Linked DNA regions of Homo sapiens: region 2 is linked to region 1. Evidence: chromatin loops called from intact Hi-C (ENCODE). Cell type or tissue: dorsolateral prefrontal cortex. All regions are shown on one strand. Each heading gives the region's core, and the rest is flanking DNA. Links, peaks and the distances in the headings are about the cores only.

Evidence for each region. Peaks named below come from ENCODE experiments on the same cell type or tissue, not always from the same donor. Only the 100,000 strongest peaks of a DNase experiment are listed, where the experiment ranks them.
Region 2: it touches region 1 in a loop (3.0-fold over the local background); 2 of 110 quality-filtered maps call a loop at or near these places.

Annotation. Positions count from the first base shown.
Region 1 is chr7:98,822,279-98,830,606 of GRCh38, reverse strand. No RefSeq gene overlaps it. Among named protein-coding and RNA genes, the nearest start is that of TMEM130, 44 kb to the left of the region's middle. RefSeq lists an enhancer at 3,890-4,465. In dorsolateral prefrontal cortex, for the core only: a CTCF peak has its summit at 3,675; DNase peaks (open chromatin) are centred at 3,666 and 4,007.
Region 2 is chr7:98,565,118-98,573,445 of GRCh38, reverse strand. No RefSeq gene overlaps it. Among named protein-coding and RNA genes, the nearest start is that of NPTX2, 48 kb to the left of the region's middle. In dorsolateral prefrontal cortex, for the core only: no CTCF peak of the experiment used is centred there; DNase peaks (open chromatin) are centred at 3,305, 3,635 and 4,377; H3K4me3 peaks cover 932 bases; H3K27ac peaks cover 3,549 bases.

The sequences.
Region 1 (8,328 bases), core at 213-8,212:
TTGCTATGTTGCCCAGGCAGGTCTCGAACTTCTGGCCTCAAACGATCCTCCTGCCTTGGCCTTCCAAAGTTCTGGGATTACAGGCATGAGTCACCACACCGGACTTAGATGGTTCTATTTTATTCTATCTCATTTAAGAAGATGCTGGTTCTGACCCCACCAAAGCTATTTCATGACCCATTCCACTATACTATTTTTACAAACCTTCTAGTAGAGAACATTTCAAACACACAAACGTGGAGGGAAAATAGAGGCCTCCTCCCATGTGACCTTATCACTCACCAGCAATTTTCAGCATGTTTTTGTTTTTTGTTTGTTTTTTGAGATGGAGTCTTGCTCTGTCACCCAGGCTGGAGTGCAATGGCGCGATCTCGGCTCACTGCAACCTCCGCCTCCCGGGTTCAAGCGATTCTCCTGCCTCACCCTCCCAAGTAGCTGGGATTACAGGTGTGCACCACCATGCTCGGCTGATTTTTGTATTTTTAGTAGAGATGGGGTTTCACCATGTTGGCTAGGCTAGTCTCACACTCCTGACCGCAAGTGATCCGCCCGACTCAGCCTCCCAAAGTGTTGGGATTACAGGGGTGAGCCAACTTGCCCTGCCAATTTTCAGCTTGTGGTCAATCCTGTTTCTTGCTAACCCTGCACACTTCCCCACCTGTGAGTTTTGCAGCATCTCCCAGACTTGATATCATTGAATCTGTAAATGTTTCAATCCTTGTCTTAGTGTGCAGGAACTGCCGTAACAAAATACCATAGACTGGGCAGCTTAAAAAGCAAACACTTGGCCGGGTGTGGTGGCTCACGCTTGTAATCCCCGGCATTTTGGGAGGCCAAGGCGGGTGGATCACAAGTTCAGAAGTTTGAGACCAGCCTGGCCAACACAGTGAAAGCTCATCTCTACTAAAAACACAAAAATCAGCTGGGTGTGGTGGTGGGCGCCTGCAATCCCAGCTACGCGGGAGGCTGAGGCAGGAGAATTGCTTGAACCTGGGAGGCGGAGGTTGCAGTGAGCTGCGATTGCACCACTGCACTCCAGCCTGGGTGATAGAAATAGACTCCATATCAAAAAAAAAAAAAAAAAAAGGCAGACACTTATCTTCTCACAGTTCTGGAGGCTGGACATCCAAGATCAAGGTTCTGCTAAGACTGATTTCTTTTTTTTTTTTTTTTGAGACAGAGTCTTGCTCTTGTTGCCCAGGCTGGAGTTCAGTGGCACCATCTTGGCTCACTGCAACCTCTGCCTCCTGGGTTCAAGTGATTCTCCTGCCTTAGCCTCCCGAGTAGCTGGGATTACAGGCACGTGCCACCACGCCAGCCTTTTTGTATTTTTAGTAGAAATGGGGTTTTGCCGTGTTGGCCAGGCTGGTCTTGAACTCCTGACCTCAAGTGATCCATCCACCTTGGCCCCCGAAAAAGAGCTGGGATTACAGGCATGAGCCACTGAGCCCAGCCCTTCTAGGGTTGATTTTTCTTTCCCTTCCCCACTTCCACCTCCCCTCCCCTTCCCTCTCCTCCCCTCCCCTTTCTCCCTTCTTTTAGGAGACAGGGTCTTGCTCTGTCACCCAGGCTGGAGTGCAGAGGCACAATCATAGCTTACTGCAGCCTCAACTTCCCAAGCTCAAGGGCCGCTTCTCGCTATGTCCTCACACGACTTTCCTTGGTGCCTGTGTGCAGAGGCGCACTGGCATCCTCTTCCTTTTATAAGGACACCAATCCTATCAGATCAGGACCCCACACTCATGACCTCATTTACCTGAATTACCTCCTTATAGATCTCATCTCCGAATACAGCCACACTAGGGGTCAGGCTTCAACATATGAATTCAACTTACTGAATGTCTGGACACAAACATTCAGCCTGTAATGGTCTGTACCAGTTTTAGCAAAGATGTCCTCCCTCAGTGGGGAGAAGATGGGGATATCAGGTACTTAGAGGGCTGGAGTGAAGAGGACAGACAGAAAGGTGCTAGGGTCTGGCCATGCATGGTGGCTTATGCCTGTCATCCCAGCACTTTCGGAGGCTGAGATAGGAGGATCGCTTCAAGCAAGGAATTTGAGACCAGACTGGGCAACATAGTCAGACCCCATGTCTACAAAAAGTTTAAAAATAAGCCGAGGACGGGCTCGGTGGCTCACACCTGTAGTCCCAGCACTTTGGGAGGCCGAGGTGGGTGGATCACGAGGTCAAGAGATAGAGACCATCCTGGCCAACATGGTGAAACCCGGTCTCTACTAAAAATACAAAAATTAGCTGGGCATGGTGGCGCATGCCTGTAGTCCCAGCTACTCAGGAGGCTGAGGCAGGAGAACCGCTTGAACGCAGGAGGCAGAGGTTGCCGAAAGCGTCGTGCCACTGCACTCCAGCCTGGCAACAGAGTGAGACTCCGTCTAAAAAAAAAAAAAAAAAAGCCGGGCATAGTGGCATGCACCTGTAGTCCCACCTACTAAGGAGGCTGAGGCGGGAGGATCACTTGAGTCCAGGAGTTCCAGGCTGTAGTGAGCTATGATCGCACCAGTGCACTGCAGCCTGGGCTACAGAGTAAGACCCTGTCTCTAAAAGAAAAAAGGTGCTAAGGTCTGCTCACGAAGGTCTGGTACACCTGGAGAGGAGGAGAGGGAGGCAGGGGAGGTAACAGGCCCTGTCTGTAACGCCAGCTGTAACAGAGAGCTGTCTGCGGAGCATTCTGGGGTGTTAAGGGCCCCTGTGCTTTGTGCCTGAGAGGGACTGTACTCATGGGCTGGAATGAAGACCTCAGGAGACCTGAGCTCCTGTTCCCCAGGATCACCACATGGCTTAGGCAAGCTGATTGTCTTTCTGACCTCAGTTTCCCCTCCGTAAAACCAGAAGTTTCAGATCAGCATGCCCAGCTCATCGATTCCTGGATTTCCACCACTGCGGCTCAAGATCAGGGCTTGCACACAGGCAAATGCCAGCAGGTCTCTCCAGGTTGTGCGTTTTTATTTTTTTAGAGACAGTACCTCACTGCAGCCTTGACCTCCCAGCCTCAAGGGATCCTCCTGCCTTAGCCTCCCAAGTAGCTAGGACTACAGGTGCATGCAACGATGTCTGGGTACATTTATTTTTCTTTTTTGTAGAGATGGGTGGGGGAGGGTCTCACTATGTTGCCCAGGCTGGTCTTGAACTCTTGGCCTCAAATGATCCTTCTGCCTTGGCCTCCCAAAGCACTGGGATTATAGGCATGAGCCATTATGCCAGGCCCTCTGGGTTGTTTCTGGGAGGATGGAGGGATCCAGTGTCTTAGGGGAGGAAGTTGAGGGCCACCTGGAGCAGGGCTGGAAGGGGGCATAGTCCTTGCTGATGGGGAAGATTACGTTAGAGATGGGGGTGGGGAGTGGGGGAGGGGGTTAGCAACCCCCTGATGGGCCATTCTGATGAAAAGTGGAGTGTTAAGACCAGGTCCTGAGGGGGTAGGAGAAGGGGTCAGGGACAGCTCTCAGAGGCAGGATTGGCTGAGGGACGTCCAGGGCCAGGTGGCCTTGTTTCAGTTTAAAGGTGTCCAGGGCTGTGCTGGAGCCCGGAAAAAGCCGCCTACAGGCAGCGTTGAGTCCCTGAAGCTCTGTGGATGTGACGTCTGGCCGAGAAGGACGGCTGGCACAGGGCACTCCCTGTAGCAGGGCAGATGGAGAATTCAGCGAGAGCCAGAACTGAGTGCCAGATGGGCCTGGAGCCGTGTCAGCCTGCTGAGAATCCCCGGAGAGCCGACGGGCACCAAGCCCAGTGTTGTTGAAATGTGGCAGGACAAGGTGACCCCAGATGGCCGGCAGGCTTGAGGGTGAGGAAGAGGCTGGCAGATGGGCCAATGGTGGGAGAAAGTCTGTGCTGTGATTTCAGCTGGGTTCCCCAAACTCGCCCCCGTGCTTGCACACGGCCAGCAGGTACGCACACCTGTGTAGGTGTGCACACCACGGTGCGACCGCAGACACGCAGACACCTGGGGCGGCAGGCCTGCCTCCGCCTCCAGCTCTCACCACCGACATCCTCTGTTCCTAGAGGTGTGTTGTCCTAGAAATCCCTTTGCCGTTCGAGGATTTCTTGGATGCTGCGGCCAATTTTCATTCCTGCCACGAAGCTTCTCCGCAGACCCTGCCAGGAACATCTCTTTTTCATTTATTTCGGGCACAGGAGAAGCAGCAAGAGGAAGAACCCTGCAGACGTCTCCGTGGTATTTTCATCAACACGGCAGCCTCCTGAGCACGTACACCCTGAAGCCAGGGCCTGGCTCCAAAGAGCGGTGGGACCAGAGCCCCTCGCGGGGAGGCAGGGAAGCTGTGTGGAGGGGAGCACACCTCCCTCCCTCCCTCTCTCCTTCCCTCCCTCCCAGATCTGGCCCTTAGCACCTGCCTGACTCCCATGTCTTCTGTCCTGTGGGGGCAGGGGCCATGACTGGGTGCTCCACCTTTGTAGCTCCAGTGCCTAGGATGGAACCTGGCCCACTGGGTTGTGTTAGTTCAGGTCCTTTGGAATCAGAAGTCAAGAGAGATTTTATTTGGGGAATCACCTATATAGTGAATTAAATAATGTCCTTCTCAAAAGTTTATGTCCACCCAGATCTCAGAATGTAACTATTTGGAAACAGGGTTGTATTAATCCATTCTTCCCCCTACTTTTTTTTTTTTTTTTTTTTTTTTTTTTGAGATGGAATCTTGCTCTGTCACCCAGGCTGGAGTGCGATGGCGCCAACTCGGCTCACTGCAAGCCCTGCCTCCTGGGTTCAAGGGATTCCCTGCCTCAGCCTCCCAAGTAGCTGGGACTACAGGCACCCCCACCACACCCGGCTAGTTTTTTGTATTTTTAGTAGAGACAGGAGTTCACCATCTTGGCCAGGCTGGTCTTGAACTCCTGACCTCGTGATCCACCCACCTCGGCCTCCCAAAGTGCTGGGATTACAGGCATGAGCCACCACGCCTGGCCTGTATTAGTCCATTTTGTTTTGCTATATGGGAATACTTGAGGTTGGGTCATTTATGAAGAAAAGAGGTTTATTTGGCTCACGGCTCTGTGGGTTGTGCAAGCACAGCACTGGTGTCTGCTTCTTGTAAGAACCTCAGGAAGCCTCCAATCATGGCAGAAGGCAAAGTGGGAGCAGCCAGGTCACATGGCGAGAGAGGGAACAAGAGAGTGAGGAGGAGGTGCCAGGCTCTTTTTACCAATCAGATCTCACAGTAATTAATAGAGCAAGAATTCACTCATGACCATAGGGTGGGCACCAAGCCATTCATGAGGAACCCACTCCCACGACCCAAACACCTCCCACCAGGCCCCACCTTCAACATGGGGAATCATGTTTCAACATGAGATTTGGAGGTGACAAACATCCAAACTATACAACGGTCTGTGCAGGTATAATTAGTTAAGAATCTCAAGGTGAAATTATCTTGGATTTAGGGAAGACTCTAAGACCAATGACAGGTGTCCTTAGAAGAAGAGCTTAGAACACTGACATGCACAGAGAACAAAGCCATATGACAAGACAGACAGGGATTGGAGCAATGGGTCAACAAGCCAAAGAACACAAGGATTTGCCAGCAGTCACTAGAAGCTAGAAGAGACAGCCAGGCATGGTGGTGGCACATGCTTGTAGTCCCAGCTACTCGGGAGGCTGAGGCAGGAGAATCTCTGGAACCTGGGAGGCGGAGGTTGCAGTGAGCCGAGATTACACCAAGATTGCACTCCAGCCTGGACATCAAAGCGAGTCTCCATCTCAAAAAATAAAATAAAATAAAATAAATTTAAAAATAGGCCAGGCACGGTGGCTCACGCCTGTGATCCCAGCATTCTGGGAGGCCGAGGCGGGTGGATCACCAGGTCAGGAGATCGAGACCATCCAGGCTAACATGGTGAAACCCCGTCTCTACTAAAAATACAAAAAAACAAAATTAGCCGGGCATGGTGGCGGGCACCTGTAGTCCCAGCTACTCGGGAGGCTGAGGCAGGAGAAAGGCATGAACCCGGGAGGTGGAGCTTGCAGTGAGCCGAGATCACGCCATTGCTCTCCAGCCTGGGCGACAGAGTGAGACTCTGTCTCAAAAAAAAAAAAAAAAAAAATCAGCGCAGGGAAAGGATGCAGGGGGCAGAGTCCAGGAGGATTCAGCACATGGAGTTTCCAGTTGTCCCGTCCTTTGGAGTCATGGCTAGCATTCCCAACAATGATGCGTGACGACGTGCATGGAGTATTGCTAACCAGGGCAGCTCACCTGAGCCTTGGTGTCCAGTTTTTACTGGGGCTTGGTCATATAGACATGGCTGATGCCTGATGTGGCTGACAATCCCCATCCCCTCTGGAGGTCAAGCTGATGCTGTGTAGCCCAAAGCCTCCACCATAAGTCATGTACGTTGTTAGATTGCATAGCCCCAGGCCCCCAGGTAAACGAAGACATTCTTACCAGACAGGATGTTCTAAGGGCTTAGAGCTCACCTCCCGGGAGCTGGTGGTAAAAGCCATACCACTCTTTGGATAAAGTTAATTCTTTTTTTATTTTTATTTTTTATTTTAATTAATTAATTAATTTTTGACACAGAGTCTCGCTCTGTCACCCAGGTTGGAGTGCAGTGGTGCAATCTTGGCTCACTGCAGCCTCCACCTCCCAGGCTTAAGCAATCCTCCCACCTCAGTCTCCTGAGTAGCTGGGATTACAGGCACCCGTGACCACGCCCGGCTAATCTTTGTATTTTTAGTACAGACAGGGTTTCACCCTGTTGACCAGGTTGGTCTCGAACTCCTGGCCTCAAGTGATCCACCTGCCTCGGCCTCCCAAAGTGCTGGGATTACAGGCGTGAGCCACCGTGCCTGGCCATCTTTTATTTTTATTTTTAAATTAATTGTTTATTTTTTGAGATGGAGTCTCACTCTGTCACCCAGGCTGGAGTACAGTGGTGTGATCAGAGCTCACTGCAGCCTCCAACTCCTGGGCTCAAGCAATCCTCCTGCCTCAGCCTCCTGGGTAGCTGGGACTACAGGTCCACCACCATGTCTGACTGATTTTTAAATTTTTTTTGTAGTGATGATATCTTGCTATGTTGCCTAGGCTGGTCTCAAACTCCTGGCCTCAAGTAATCCTCCCACCTTGGCCTCCCAAAATGCTGGGATTCCAGGCGTAAGCCACTGCACCTGGCCTAGGATAAGGTTAATTCTTTACTACACACAAGTCAAGGGACCTCAAACAAGATACTAAAACCTCTCAGCACCTCAGTGTCCACATCTGCAAAATGGGCATGTGAGCACCTTCCTTCTAGTATTGTCAGGAGGGGGATTATGCAAAAGAGCATCTAGGAAAGGTTCCAGTCCAGGGCCTGCCATACAGCAGGCACTCAATGCACTCTTTTTTTTTTTAACGGAGCCTCATTCCGTCGCACAGGCAGGAGTGCAGTGGTGCAATCTCGGTTCACTGCAATCTCTGCCTCCCGGGTTCAAGCGATTCTTGTGCCTCAGCCTCTTGACTAGCTGGGATTACAGCCGCCCACCACCACACCTGGCTTATTTTTGTATTTTTAGTAGAGACATATTTTTGTGATGTTGGCCAGGCTGGTCTTGAACTCCTGACCTCAGGTGATCTGCCCGCCTCGGCCTCCCAAAGTGCTGGGATTACAGGCATGAGACACCACACCCGGCCAATAAACTCTTGTTCAATGAACGAATGAAGGAAGGTAGGGAAGCCCCCAGCCTGGCCCCTTACACAGGCTAGTCCTTTGGAAGGGAAGGCGGCCCCTGGAGAGCAGTGCTGGCTCAGCCTGCTGCCTGATTCACAGGTGACTCATCCCCAGCTTTAGGACAAGATCTAAGGGGCCTTGGCTGGGTGCGGGGTTCTTAAAAGGTGAGCTGACGTCCCAGTTGCAGAGTAAGAACTGAGCTCATTACGTGTGGCCTTTTTGATGAATTATAAAAAGCCTGAGCCTCATGCTGAGAACGCAGAGAAGGGATGTGAGGCCACCAGCAGATGTATACATTTTATTTCTGAAGTGAGAGGAATTCTGGCTTTACTGGGAGAAGTAAACTTTGTGCAGAATGACTGAGCAGGCTGAGGGCTGAGAGGTGCCATGCCACAGTCAGGGCCCCGTCAAGGAGAAGGCAGTGGGGCCAGGTGTCATTGTGCCTTTTAGGAGACAAGTCCAGGGCTGTGTCATCTGCTGGCAGTGAGAAGTCAGCTCTGAGCTCCTCCCCGAAGGTGGTTTTTCCTTTTTCTACTTTGAGAAATGTGCTGGCAGGCATGGATTTTTTTTTTTTTTTCTAGACGGAGTCTCGCTCTGTCACCCAGGCTGGAGTGCAGTGGCATGATCTCAGCTCACTGCAACCTCTGCCTCTCGGG
Region 2 (8,328 bases), core at 121-8,120, 260 kb after region 1:
CTCCCAAGCAGCTGGGATTACAGGCGTGCGCCACCATGCCTAGCTAATTTTGTATTTTCAGTAGAGACAGGGTTTCACCATGTTGTTCAGGCTAGTCTTGAACTCCTGACCTCAAGTGATCTGCCCACCTTCACCTCCTGAAGTGCTGGGATTACAGATGTGAGCCCCCATGCCCGGCCTTGGCAATTTCTTATAACATTAAATCCATCTTTACCACATGACCTGCAAATCCCACTCCTAGGTATTTACCTGAGAGAAATGAAAACTTATGTTCACATAAAACTTGAACATGAATATTTATGACTGCTTTATTCATAATCACCAAAAGATACCAGAAACCATCCAAGTGTCCTTCAACTGGGGAAGGGATTAACATAGTGTGGTATATGTATACCGTGGAATACGACCAGACAATAAAAAGAAATGGACCGTTCACAGGCATGGTAACAGTTAATTTAACCAAAAGAAGTCAACGTGGAAAGGCCACACATTATATGATTCCACTTATATGATATTCTGGGAAAGGACAGAAAACAGCCGGGCACAGTGACTCATGCCTGTAATCCCAGCACTTTGGGAGGCCGAAGAGGGTGGATCGCCTGAAGTCAGGAGTTGGAGACCAGCCTGGCCAACATGGTGAAACTCCATCTCTACTAAAAATACAAAAATTAGCTGGGTGTGGTGGCGGGCGCCTATAATCCCAGCTACTTGGGAGGCTGAGGCAGAAAGAAGAATCGCTTGAACCCGGGAGGCAGAGATTGCAGTGAGCCGAGATCGCACCACTGTACTCCAACCTGGGTGACAGAGCAAGACTCCATCTCAAAAAAAAAAAAAAAAAAAAAAAAGAGGGGGGACAGAAAATAGATCAGGGATGTCAGAGGCAGGAGATGGGTAGGGAGGTTGACTATTTCAGGGGCTTGTGGGAATATTTTGAGTTGCTCAAATGGTTACACGACTCTACATCCTTGTTAGAACTCGTAGAGCAATGCATTAAAATGGGTGAATCTGACTTTAGGTAGATTATATCTCCATTAGGAAAACAGACAAAACAAGCTCTATTGTTTTGTTTTGTTTTGGGTTTCACACAATTGAGAAGCTGTGAGCCGTTGGTATAGTGACCCCAAGTCCTTCGAGCACAGACACTGTGGCATTCTGGACAGGAAATGACTCGAAACGGGACAGTTCAGCCTGGAGGTGTGGAGCAGCTGCCACCGATTAAACCACTGTCTTCAAGACAGTGTTTGGGAAAATCAGCTTTTATTTATTGAACACATTTTTGTTCCTATCCCAGCAGGAGCAATGAGTTCACTGTGGGTTGTCATCTTGCAAAAATTTGTAAAGTGCTTATCCTACCAAATCATGCCTCTTGGGTCACCAGTGGGAAGGGCACTGTCTTTTTGCCGGGCTGTCTGAATGGAGTAGCCCTCTTGGTGGCCTTACAAACAGGGCAAGCCACATCCGCATCTGTCCCCAGGTACATAGCATTGTGACACGTTGATGTACAAGGAACTTCGTTAAAATGGGCTTCAAGGCTTTGAAAGGGCAGAGTGGGATGGAGGTGCTGTTGGAAGTGGAGTGGGGTACAGGCCAGGACTTCCATCGGACAGGCCTGGGTGGCCGCACATGTCCCTTCCCTCCTGACCTTGTCATGCAGAGAGTACCCATTTGCAGAAAGTTTAAGCCGTATGACTCAAAGAGATTCAGCCTCTTTTCAGCCACAGCCCTGGGCAGACGAATACGCTCCCTTGCCCAACTCACAGCCCCAGAGTTCTTCCTTCATTGCGGGTGCAGATCCACCTCGGGGAATGGTCTGTCTTGTTCATCACGGTCCCTCCAGGGCCCAAACAGAAGAGTTAGCCAGAAAATGTTTTTTTTCAGGCCATGAATGAGTGGATTTGTTTCTCTGGATGCAGCTTGAACATCCAGAAGCCAAGCAGAGCCAGGCAGAGGCCTTGGTTCTTGGAGTATCAACCCCTCCTTGCGAGCCCACCATAAGGCCAATGAAGCTCATATGTTTAAACCTGCAGATGTCAAGCCCCTGCTTAGGTTACATCCGCTAACCTTCCATTGGCTAAAGCAAGCCCATACCAAGGGAAACCATGACGAGGGCAGGGAAGGAAGGAAGAATTGTATGCAAATAATGCAACCTGCCCACCGCAGCTAGCCTGGAAGTGTCTCTGCGCCATGCAAATGTGCCTGCTGTTGGGGTTGGACCAGGGTGCCAACTCTCCCCAGACAGAGCTGGGAGAGGTGGGGGAGGGGTCCTGTCCAATGACTTTCTTTCCTCTCAACACAATCTTTCTTTATATAAGTTATACATTAAATCCAATTATAGTCCTGCTGACTGAGGACTCTCTCTTTAAAGTGACTTTGCCTACTCCGCTCTGATGCAGGGCATCTCAAGTCCATAATTCAACTCTGCAAGGGGAGTCCCTTTCCTTACTGCCCTGTTCTTTCAGGATGCCTTGCTGAGACCCCCAGGTAGCTGCTTCATGGGAGTGTTACTCCTCCAGGGCAGGAACCATATATTATTCATCTTGAAATTTATTTTTAGTTTATTTGTATTATTTTAGAGACAGGGTCTAGCTCTATTGCCCAGGCTGGAGTGCAGTGGTGCAATCATAGCTCACTGCAGCCTCCACCTCCTGGGCTCAAGCGATCCTCCTTCCTCAGCCTCCTGAGCCACGGGGACTACAGGCACACACCATCACGCCTGGCTAATTTTTTAAAAAAATTTATGTAGAGACAGGGTCTTGCTCTGTTGTCCAGCCTGGTCTCAAACTCCTGGCCTCAAGTAACTCTCCCCCTTTGGCCTCCCAAAGCACTAGGATTACACATGTGAGACAGGCCATGCGGCCCCTATGATGGAATTTTTCTGACTCTCTCAAACACCTATGTGGGGTTGAATATTGGCTTTGCACAAAGGCTGGTGATTTCAGCACCAATTTTCAACGTCTCTCTCCCCATGAAGCTTCAGCTCCAAGAGAGGGGTGGTTGTCTTGATCACCAGGGCACCTACTGTGCCTAGGAGGGTGCTTGTCACAGAGAGAAGCTGATAAACCACTGACGAATGAATGAATGAATGAATGAATGAATGAATCCTTGCTCTGCTCTTCCCACTGTCAGCTGCCTGTGACTTTTCTTTGCCCCTCAGCCTGACCGACAGCCTGAGAATTTTCAAGGCCATCTCTGCATTGTCCCTGCCATGACGCTGCCAAACAGGCGCTTATCGTTGGAGGACAGAACAGAACGTTCCCTTCCCCAAACCTTTCTTCCGTTCGGTTTTCCCGTTCGCCTCCCTCGGGCCCAACAATGGCTAATTCAAGGACATGAGTCACGCAGACGCTGGGTGTGAATTGATGGGGGCTGCGGAACAGATGTCACAAAAATCACATCCGCTGACAAGGTGCTGCTCCCTTTGTTTGCTTAGAGACCAGCCAAGAATTGGTCTTCTGGCCATAAAGGGGCCAGAAGTCCAGCCACCTGCTCATGCCCCGACCAGATAATTCCTAGAGGAGCCCCTCTGTCCCACCCGATGTGCTTCTGCGACTTCTGCTCCCGGCTCCGTATGGGGCTCGAATTTAGCATGTCACACAAGGAGGCCATTGTGTTCTGTTCGTCTTTGCAGAGAGAGCCGTTTCTGGGAGCAGGCACTGTGCCTGTTGCCTGAGAACCATTCAGAAGTGAGCACTTGAATCCCTGACTGTTCTGTTCAGCTATTACTCAGTTTCTGCCAGACATTCAATACACACACACACACAAAAAGCTACCCTCCTCGTCTCCAAAACACTAACAGGAAGACAGAGATCCATCCTGCTGCCACGGATTTTCTTTCTCCTTGTTTCTTTTTTTTTTTCTCTTTCTTTCTTTTCTTTTTTCTTTTTTTTCTTTTTTTTGGAGACCGGGTTTCGCTCTTTCGCCCAGGCTGGAATGCAATGGCGTGATCTCGGTTCACTGTGACCTCCACCTTCCGGTTTCAAGCAATTCTCCTGCCTCAGCCTCCCAAGTAGCTGGGATTACAGGTGCCCACCACCACTCCCGGCTAATTTTTGTATTTTTAGTAGAGACAGCATTTCACCATGTTGGCCAGGCTGGTCTCGACCTCCTGACCTCATGATCTGCCCACCTCAGCCTCCCAAAGTGCAGGGATTACAGGCGTGAGTCACCGCACCCAGCCCCTATTTCTCCTTGTTTCTGAGGTTAATGGGTGGCCCCTGGGGTCTGCAGGGGCATTTTTAATAGGCTCGTCCTGGCTGTGAGCTGAGGGGCACACACACTCACCGTCAATGCTGCCGTCATCTGGGAGGAGTAAGCCATGATCAGAGACCAGAGACTCAGCTTCATGAGGCAGGGAGGGATTCCCGGGCCTTAAGTGAGGCTGTGTTCTGGCTGCCTGCCAGGGACACGGCTCTGGATCCAGCTCTGGCCACTAATTAAGCCCCATTAGCTTTGCTGCCTGGGACTTGTGCCCCTAACTTTATGCCACGAGTACTTCCCCTCCACCTTTCCTGAAGTTTTTCCTTATTTCCAAATTATTCCACATCCTGCCCACCACTGCGGTAATTGGGGGCAAATATTTCAAAACCTTACACTGCATCAAGATGGGACATTTCTTAAAAATTGCTTCCCCAGGACAAGAAGTAGTGGCCCACACCTGTAATCCCAGCACTTTGGGAGGCCAAGGCAGGAGGATTGCTTGAAGCCAGGGGTTCAAGACCAGCCTGGGCAACATAGAGAGACCCCATCTCTAAAGAAACAAAAATTAGCCAAGTGTGGTGACACATTACCTGTAATCCTAGCTACTCAGGAGGCTGAAGTGGGAGGATCGCTTGAGCCCAGGAGTTTGAGGCTGCAGTGATTCCTGATCATGCTACTGCACTCCAGCCTGGGCAACAGAGCAAGACCCTGTCTCAAAAACAAAACAAACAAACAAAAAGCTTCCTCAGACAACATAGAATCAGAAAAATAAGGTCCTCTCACTACTCTTTTCAGATGTATCTTCCAGACTGCGGCTCCCATTGTCAGGGGAGTCATTTTGTTTCTGTAATGCATGTGTCATCTTTTACTTCTAGATAGCGTTTTGGGGTAGGGAAAGGAGTTGGGCAGAAATAAAGATGTCTAGGCGCCTTTTGTTCTGTGCAGACACATGCCTGAGAACTTTTCAGTGCCAAATAAAAGGAGAGTCTTTCTGGTCACAAGAGGAGTCTAATAATTTAGTTAAGCCTACAAAGCAAGTTCCTTATCCGACTGTCTTTTATGATAATTGCTGCAGTGTCTGGCCCTGATGGGAGAGAAACTACAGCCCAGACCCAATGTCCTAATGACCTGGGGATGGCGGGCTTCACAGAGAAAAAGACAAATGTCAATTAGCACAGAATTTTGAAGACGAGCCAGAAATGTCTCCAAGCACAGGCCGGTGGCTGTGGATCAAAGGTTCCCTCCGATGCACACACATTTTCTTTTTGTTTTGCCATCTCTGAAATTAACTAACCTAAATATATATATACATTTAAATAGGAGCTAAGGGCCGGGTGCGGTGGCTCACACCTGTAATCCCAGCACTTTGGAGGCCAAGGTGGGTGGATCACCTGAGGTCGGGAGTTCAAGACCAGCCTGGCCAACATAGGGAAACCTGTCTCTACCAAAAAATACAAAAATTAGCGGGGGCGTGGTGGCACGCACTTGTGATCCCAGCTACTCGGGAGGCTGAGGCAGGAGAATCACTTGAACCCACAAAACAGAGGTTGCAGTGAGCCGAGATTGTGCCACTGCACTCCAGCCTGGGTGACAGAGCGAGACTCCGTCTCAAAAATAAATAAATAAATAAATAAATAAATAAATAAATAAAATAGGAGCTAAGACACCACCCTCCCCCGCCCCTCTATCAATTAATAGGTTCTTCTGGAACACAGGACCCAAGAACTGAGACATTCTCAAAGCCAGTGTGACATTCTCCAAACATCACAAAGTTAGTGAAAGATAATTAGATGGGGTTGGCCACAGCCTCGGTTTCTCGTCCCGAGACTAAATTTTTCCATCTCCCTGCCAGGGTCACGGCTGCCTGGGACCTACGAATCTCCCAGAATGTACAGGGATCCTATGGGAATAGACATGCCTTAACGGATTCCTCTGGGAATTTCATGGCCTCCGTTTCCCAATATTCAGGATGATGTGGAAGGAATGCAGTTTGGACTCCACCCTCTTAAAGGACCTCTGTAGTCCTGGCCAGGACAGCAGAAGTGGCAGCTCTCATATTCCTCCCTGATGCTTTGCCTCTTGTCTCTCCCCAAGGCCACTTGTAGAGATGCTTTCTTGCCTGGGGGCAGATGGGTGCACGCTGCTAGTTGTCATGGGAACCAAGGTTAATTAGTCGACCTGGATTTCAACTCTGATGTTGGTAGCGTGTCTCAGCAAAGACTTTTGGAAACAGCTGTCCCTGGTTGCACAATTCCCTCAAATGAAAAGTGCCCATAGTCTCTGCACTGCTTTGCCCTGGACTTCCTTCCCTATGTGTCATCTTGGGATTTTTCTGTAGTGTGGTACAAATCCTCTAGGAGTAGGGAGTAGCTCACCCTTCCACCTAGGGCTAAATCTAATAAACTAAGTGAAATGAAAGCTTCTGCTATTATCTGAGGCAGAAAGTCTATTTGGGGCTAAACTCTCCCCAGACACCGTGTTGTCATTTCTGCCAAAGGAACTGGACTGAAACACAGAAAAGCAAAGCTATTCATAGGGAAACTAGCAAATCCTTAGGCCTCACTCTGGTGTTAGAGGAAGGACAGACAGACAGATGTTCACATGCTGTAATGGACTCAATCACAGAATGTACACAAGAGGAGTAAATGAGAATGCTCTGTCCATTACAACATGCAAAGGAGGCATGAAGTGTCACCGTGATGACTTGAGGACATGACACACATCCCCTTCTTCACCCTGTCATTTACTCATTCATCCATCTATCCATCTACCTATCCATCCATCCATTCATCTATCTCTCCATCTATCCATCCATCCAACCATCCACCCAATGAGCTTTTATCAGGCACCTGTTATGTTTAGATCCCGACTTAGTCCATTTTGTGCTGCTACAACAGAATACCTGAGATTGGGTAATTTATAATGAGCAGAAATTTATTGACTCACACTTCTAGGGGGCTGGGAAGTCCAAGATCAAGGGGTTGGTATCTGGCAAGGGCCTTCTTGCTGTGTCATCTCATGGCAGAGGAGCAAAGAGAGGGCTAGGGAGAGCAAGAGATCAAACTTGCAGCCTCAAAACTTTCATAATCAGCATTAATTCATTAATGAAGGTGGAGACCCCATGACCTAAACACCTCCCATTAGGCCCACCTGCCAACACTGTTGCATTGGAAATAAAGTTTCCAACACATGCTTTTTGGGGGACACATTCACATTATAGCAGCCCTGATAGCAATTAGCATAATGCCAGGTCCATAGCAGGGGGTTAATTACGCTGCTGAACAAAGATACTGCCAAATATTAAAATATTCTGCTTGCCAGAGTCTCATAGATCCTCAAATGTATTCCCTTTCTTTGGCTGGCATTATTAAAGTTGTACAACCAAACTCCCTATTTAGTATTCTTCTGATGCGATATCAGAGAAACTATATGAAATATGACTGATAGGAGCAAACCAGACATCACTAAATCTTTCATTGGAATAATTTCACTTGTTCTACACACTGATCCCCAGTTCATCCCTTGAATTTCGAATGGTCTTTTGGGAACAGCCTTTGAGGTCTGACTGAGGCTGGAGTTAAATAGATCTTGACTCTTTGGACACATAGAGGCCATGAGGTAGGACCCCTGGGTCCCAAGGAACCTCCTCCTGAGTTCCCCATGAGAAAGGCAAGGCCTTCATTACTTGTCTCTGCTTACTATCTTCACTGAAATCACAAGTTTTCAGAGTGGATTTGGATCAGATTTTCTCCTGGGCACTGTGTATGTGTCTCATTGTCTAAAGCCAGAACATGACACAGGGAAAACAGGGAACTGTCTGAACGTCTGAGCAGGGCTTGCCATTCAAGCAGCAACATACTCTGAGTGCTGGTGCCCTGGGTCCTACATCCGCTGTGTTTGTTGGTGCCTCCAGACCCTCTTCTGAGAACAATCCTCTGCAAACCAGCACTATTGTGTGAGTTAATTGCATTATGTAAAACCACTTGACCCTGTGTCCTGTAGTCCTGCCCACAGAGCAAAAAAGAGGGGAGGAAGGGCTGGTCACATGGAACTGTATTGTGTCCTCCGTGTGCTTTGTAGTGAAGCAGGACAGCTGTATATATTGGAGACAAAGACTGGAGAAAAATTAAT